Regions from separate parts of the Homo sapiens genome. Here region 1 is linked to region 2. A link is a contact called in ENCODE Hi-C data. All regions are on one chromosome and are shown on one strand. Each heading gives the region's core, a stretch centred on a gene start or an enhancer-like site at or near the end of the contact. The rest is flanking DNA. Distances are from core to core; before and after follow the strand shown. Region 1 overlaps SOX2-OT (SOX2 overlapping transcript). Region 2 holds the start of TTC14 (tetratricopeptide repeat domain 14).

Region 1 (3,220 bases), core at 651-3,150, 1.1 Mb after region 2:
CAAATTCACCCACCTTAGCCTTTTCTGGTGAAAGTCACTCTTGATTTACTCTCTTCACTTCCCTTCTACCCCCAATGCACTCACACTTTTACAGACACATTTTTCTTGATCCAGAGAGTATTGGGAGGTACATAACTTTTTAGTATTGTCTTGACTTTCATTCTTTTCTAACTGAGATTGGACTCTTTATCCTGTGATACAAAATGAATTTTTGAGAAACAACCATGTGAAAAATTACTTAATTTTCTGTTTTGATGTATTTGTTTTTCAAGCTTCATAGGAAAGGCTTTAGTTGGTGTTTAAATGATAGTCCATAAAAATTCCTTATTAGATGACTCCAGACCAATTGTAAACCAATAACATAATTGTTTCCAAAAGGGAAAGTGGAAGTTGAGATCAGTTAGTCGAGGGATTCATTTGAGTGTGTTTATCTTTAAAATGGTTTATGAGAAGAAAGGGAGAAATGAACTGGGTGGAGGACAGAGGTAGAGAATCCAGTGAAAACATGTTTTTAAGATTAAAGCCATTTTTCCACATTATTTTCTTGCCACAAGTGACAACACAGAGCAGGAGTCATGAAAGTGGATTACTGTCACTCTGGGCTATTGGAGGCCCAGAGAGCCCTGGCATTAATTCCTATAGAAAGGTAGACAAACCTAGTCAGTAACTAACACTGTCCCCCACAGCGCCCTCACTGCCAAGTGTTCAGGCTCTCTCAGAGTTGATACAGACCTCAGGGGGGTCTAGGTGGCAGGGCTTCCCTTGTGAGAGGAAGCGGAGGCTCTCTGTGGAACTGAGAGGGAGGAAGCCAGGTGGCTGTAAGAGCAAGCCTGAGGGGATAGGGTGCTGTAATAGGAAGGCTGTGGCCACCAGTCCCTCACATGGCTGCAATTAGTGAGTCAAAGCTAGCTAATGATGAATCAAAAAGAGCCAAGAGTAGGACTTTCTGGGTGCTAAAGACTAACCTTTAGCTTGTTCCACTCCTCCCACTGGGCTCCCATCCTAGGTTTTCCAGGATTGGAGACCTTACTGGAGGAAAGGGCAAGTATGTTAAGAAAACATGCCTAGCCCCTGTCTAGCATGCGCATACTGGCGGGGTCTTGCAGAGATGGGGAGAAACACCTTGGGATGAAAGAAGCCCTCAGTGATCTGTGTGTCTGGCTCATACAGTTGTGCACGGCCAACCAGAGAGTGGGGGAGAGTAAAGCCTCATTTTTTTTTCAGTCACTCTATCTGGGGTTGCTTATCTCCTCTCCCCCAACCCTCTGCCTCACCCCACCAGGACCAAATAGAATTGAAACTTCATTGCCTTTGCCTGTACTGAGCCTAAAAACTCAGGGTTTGATAAGGTTACTGCACCAATGATACAATTGTAGATTTTTAAAAGCCTCCTCAAAGAGACAGATGTTTGGGCTGATTAAGAATTGAGGAGGAAACCTGCAGCTGCACCAAGGAATAATCTATTGGACAAATATTGTAATAAAAAAATATGAAGAGATCAGCCCGACCTTGCAAGGTCTTCTGCTTTAAAAAAATCTTTATCAAACCCCTATTCTATGGCTTCAATAAACAGAACCCATTACCTCACGGCATCTTTTGTTGGCCCCATACAAGAGAGAACAAAATGGTTATTCAGGGGAACGCTTTCGATTTTTATTGTGGGTAGCCTGCACAAAGAGCCGTGTTATTGTATTTAAAAGAACCATCTGTAGCAGAAACAATGGCATCAAATTATCTTTGAATACCCACTGAAAAAACATAAAGCTTTTTTTTTTATTCTTCTTCTGTACGGTGGGGGGATAGAGCAGTGTTAGGATAACTGACTTTTTTGTTGTTCTCTGGGTGCATTCTTCTCGCTCCCCCTCTCTCTCCCCCTCACCCTCTCTCTCTTCTCTCTCTCCCTCTCCCTCTCTCTCTCTCTCTCTCTTTTAAAAAATCAGCCATTTGGGGTTTTAAGCCATAAACGATTTTTCTTGTTGCAGGGGATTGCAGTGGCAAAGCTAGGCTAGGTCTTGGAGGCTGGTGTAAGGCGATGTGGGTGAAGGCAGGAGGCTGATGGAAAGACTGGGGGGAAGAAAAGCCGAAATGGATTCACGGTGCCTTGGATGAAGGACGAGAGGGGAACTGCAAGCTCCTTCAACTGGTTCTGTCCGGTGAGAAGTGATCAAGCTTGGGCTGACAAGAGGCTCAGGGAGCCCTCACGTTCTTTCGCTTTTTTACCTGCCAATCAAACTGCTACAAGACAACACCCTGATCTGGCATGGACATGTAAGTAGCTTGCAACCCAACTTTGACATTCACTGCTAGCTCACTCCTCCCCCCACCTCACTTTCTTCCCCACTCATTCTGTTTTTCTTTCTTTTTTTTTTTTTTCTTTTGACCTTTAAGAGATCTGGAAATACACCCTGTGTGGCAGTCATTTAACACTGGTAGATTTAAGTCTGAAAGCGTTAACTTTTGGAATTAAATTCTAATTTAGATTTAACAAATGCAGAAATGAAATGACATTATTTCATCCTATTTTGGACGGTTTTGGTACTGAACTTAATCAGTTGTCTTACAAGGGTGTGTTTCTTTTACTATGAAACTGAAGAAATAGATCTGTGAGCCCCCAGAAAGAAACCCACTAATGAAAAATTCAGGCTTCCATCTTAAAAATGTTAAACTCTAGCATTTCACCCCCATAAAGAACCTCTTCCAGACCAATGTTACTAAATGGAAAGAGTGATTTGATTCAAAAGGTACATATCATTAAGGGGTTGCTACTACTTCAATCGGCGTCTTAACTATTTTGGTGGTGGTTACGGGTAGGGGGAAGTTGCAAAACAAGAGGAAGGGGACATGGCGATACCTCGTTTTTTATAAGAGATTGACATAGAGGAAGATAGAAATGCATGGGGGCAGAATAAGCAGGAAATATTACCTGAGAGAAGGAATTACAGAGCATGGCGAAGCTGGAAGGTGGGAGGGTTTCTGCGGGAAGTCGAGCGAGGGGTGATGGGGCTTGCTCTTTGGCGCCCTCTAATGGCAACTTGAACCAATGTTTTACTTTCGTAATGCAGTACTGGGAAAAGCAGCTGGGTTTTTGTTATTGCTGTTGGTTTTTTTCCTCCGCAGACTTAGAAACTAGAGACTATTAGTGGAGTAAATTGATTGTTTTCAGCCTAGGAACTTATATATATATGTCTTAAACTCACCAGTGTTTCCTCCTCAAACATCC
Region 2 (3,238 bases), core at 664-3,163:
TAGACAGATCCCATAGTGATAAAACCATGTGCTACTGAAGAATGGCCTCAGAAGGTGACATTCCCAGGCTAAGTAACACTATTTGGTGTCTGGTTCTCAGACACCGGTTTCTTAGTCCCTCCAAAAAATGAGGTCCTTGATCACAGATTGACTCTAACACAAATCACATACTTATCAAGATGTCTATAATAATTTTTAGTGGTCAGCTTTCCTTTTCAGTGACAGCACTCTTTCCTAAAAACAACCATTCTCTAGAGTTATGGCTTAAAACAAGTCAGTCTGTACCATTTATTAAAGTTGATATGCCTATAGAAGCTTGAAATTTATTTATTTATTTATTTATTGAGACGGAGTCTCCCTCCGGCGCCCAAGCTGGACTGCCGTGGCGCGATCTCAGTTCATTACAACCCCCGCCTCCGGAGTTCAAGAGATTCTCGTGCCTCAGCCTCCCGAGTAGCTGGGACTACAGGCATGAGCCACCACGCTCGGCTAATTTTTGTATTTTTAGTAGAGACGGGGTTAGGCCATGGTGGCCAAGCTGGTCTCTGAACTCCTGACCTCAAGTGATCCACCCTCGGCCTCCCAAAGTACTGGGATTACAGGTGTGAGCCACCGTGCCTAACCCAAATTTATCTTTTACAGTTGCATTCTTGTTTGTTGCATTTTCTCAAGTCTCAAACTGTTTACCTATTTGCCTGGGTTTTCCACAAAACAGTGTGGCAGTATCGATTATGTTCTGGGCTAGATCTCCTATACAAAAGTGGTAACACAGTGAAAGGCAAGTTGATTTCCTCAAAGACACATGGTGGGAAGTGGAGAGACTAACTGTCACCGTTTATTTCTGTTCAAGAGGACTATACTGAACTATTTACACTGAACATATTTAAATGGTACAAATTTTATACTGGAATAAAACGAAGCTACATGATCTCAAAATTAGGGTTAGTTAGACCTTCCATATGATAAAATACTCAATCCAGCAACTCTGCCTGAGAAGACCAATTAATACTTCGTTTGGAATCCTAACTCTAGCCTCTTACTAGCTGTGTGCCATTGAGCAATTTACTGGGACTCTCTGAGCATGTTTCCTCGTTTTCTAAAATGAAAAAGTACAATAGCTACCATAGTGGTTAGGTTCTCAAGTCAGTAAGTAAGGGGATGGGGGACCTAAGTTGAAATTCCCTTTGAAAATCACTTGAATTGTCCATAAGAACAGTATATTGACTTTTGCGTACATACCACTATACAGTAAGTCCCACAGACACTAAATTTTGAGCAACCATTGAGATAAACTAAATAAGAAATGCATGTGTTCATTAGTTATTGTAAAACTTGAATGGCATATGCACGTGTGGAGACATTAAAGCCATCCTGGTTTTAGAATTCACAATCACTAACAGTAAATGGGGTATGGATGGAGAACACCACTCCAGGTGCTTAACAAATGTCCGTGTCCTTCCTTTCTTCTGCCCTTAAAACCACCTGGAAACCTTCCCGGAGCAGCCGGTTGAATGGGGTTACGCCAGAGACACAGGTATTGATTTACGCAGAGAGTACGTCGAGGGAAGAAGCTTGGAGACTCGTATAGGGTTCTTACCCTGGCACTGGCACTTAGAAGCACCTTGATGAATACGAAAAGGAATTATTATTTACCCTAGGTTACAGCTCGAGCTATTTCGACGTAATAACGATCCCACGTACACTTTAAAAAGCAAACTTCTCACATACATCACTTCCTGGAAGCCCTAGTCAGCCTTTAGCCCAAGCAATGCTGAGCCCAATCCTTCGGCCTTCCGTAGTCTCGCTCGGTTTCGCGAGATCGAGGCTGAGCTCCGCCGCGCCGCCGTGGGGGCGACCCCAGAACACTTCCGGGTGTAACTGGTTGTGCTGTCTGTGTACTTCCGGCAGCCTCCAGACAGTTTCTTCCGCTTCCTGTACCACCCGGCTCAAGTAGCGGACACGGAACAGGGAACTATCAGCCCGTCGGCCTCCGGGCCCTGCATTCTCTAGCCATGGACCGGGACCTTTTGCGGCAGTCGCTAAATTGCCACGGGTCGTCTTTGCTCTCTCTACTTCGGAGCGAACAGCAGGACAATCCACACTTCCGTAGCCTCCTGGGGTCGGCCGCCGAGCCAGCCCGGGGCCCGCCGCCCCAGCACCCGTTGCAGGGCAGGTAATGAGACGTTGGTGCCACTGCGCCACGGAAGAGGGGACGCAGCTCTGGCAGCCACTACCGCAGCCCCGGGTTTGCGTCTAGAGGAAGTGGAGCCGCGGCCGTGAGCACAGGACGATCGCGCGCTGGTGTCTTGGGCTGGGTGGACGGGGGGCGCTCCTGGGTTGTGCAATGCGGGATGCGGGCTGAACTTTTTCTCTGGCACTGCTTGGTAGAGGCGCAGATTCCTTAGCTAAAAATCCCTTGAGCTTTCCTATCTGAGTTGGAGGCGTCACTTTTTAAGTTTCCCCGCTCTCCACCTCCAGGTTGGTTAATGAGGGAATGCCTAGTTAAAACTTTTTGTCTGAGGTTGTATTGTCTGCAGCTTAGGATGGAGCGGAATGGGCGATGAAAGCCATAAGCAGAAGGTTAGAAGTAAAGAGGCTTTGCAGATAACCCAATTTTCATATATATTTTTTTCTTTTTAAGAAAAGAGAAGAGAGTTGACAACATCGAGATACAGAAATTCATCTCCAAAAAAGCGGATCTGCTTTTTGCACTTTCCTGGAAATCAGATGCACCTGCAACTTCTGAAATTAATGAAGACAGTGAAGGTCAGTTTAGCCTTAAAATCTTTAAGATTGCGGTTCGGTTTAACAGTACTTCAGGTGAAACGGAACTCAAAACTATCGTTAGTGATTTTGTTAATTTTTTTTTTTTAGATCATTATGCAATCATGCCACCTTTAGAGCAATTCATGGAGATACCTAGTATGGATCGGAGAGAGCTGTTTTTCCGAGATATTGAGCGTGGTGATATAGTGATTGGAAGAATTAGTTCTATTCGGGAATTCGGTTTTTTCATGGTGTTGATCTGTTTAGGAAGTGGTATCATGAGAGATATAGCCCACTTAGAAATCACAGTAAGTTATTTTTGTTACTTGGATTGCTTCTGTTTTTGTTAACGCATCTCAATGCAAGAACTATATCTTTGCATGCAGTTGTGCTCAAGTATACCTGCCAAGATGCTTTTGGAAATTAAATGTTAATTGGAGAAAAATAGTTTAAAAAAATTAGTGTAAGTTAC

The links. A loop is a pair of places that touch in the nucleus more often than their neighbours do. Pooled maps may share reads with other maps.
Region 1: a loop to region 2 is called in a pooled map, with 4 times the contacts of the local background. The contact joins the enhancer-like site here to the promoter of TTC14 in region 2. A Hi-C loop is called at or near these places in 6 of 50 pooled maps.

What each region holds. Positions count from the first base shown.
Region 1 is chr3:181,697,616-181,700,835 of GRCh38, forward strand. It overlaps SOX2-OT (SOX2 overlapping transcript), which reads left to right. Exons shown (of 7, transcript NR_075092.1): 6 at 1,983-2,268. Among named protein-coding and RNA genes, the nearest start is that of SOX2, 13 kb to the right of the region's middle. Within about 2 kb of position 1,901, at least 2 of the 41 ENCODE cell types and tissues checked have a DNase peak (open chromatin) inside an H3K27ac peak, as active enhancers do.
Region 2 is chr3:180,600,250-180,603,487 of GRCh38, forward strand. TTC14 (tetratricopeptide repeat domain 14) reads left to right here and starts at 1,914. Exons shown (of 12, transcript NM_133462.4): 1 at 1,914-2,173; 2 at 2,642-2,766; 3 at 2,875-3,074. The coding sequence starts at 2,013. It overlaps TTC14-DT (TTC14 divergent transcript), which reads right to left and starts at 1,864. Exons shown (of 3, transcript NR_183700.1): 1 at 1,654-1,864. RefSeq lists an enhancer at 1,705-1,994.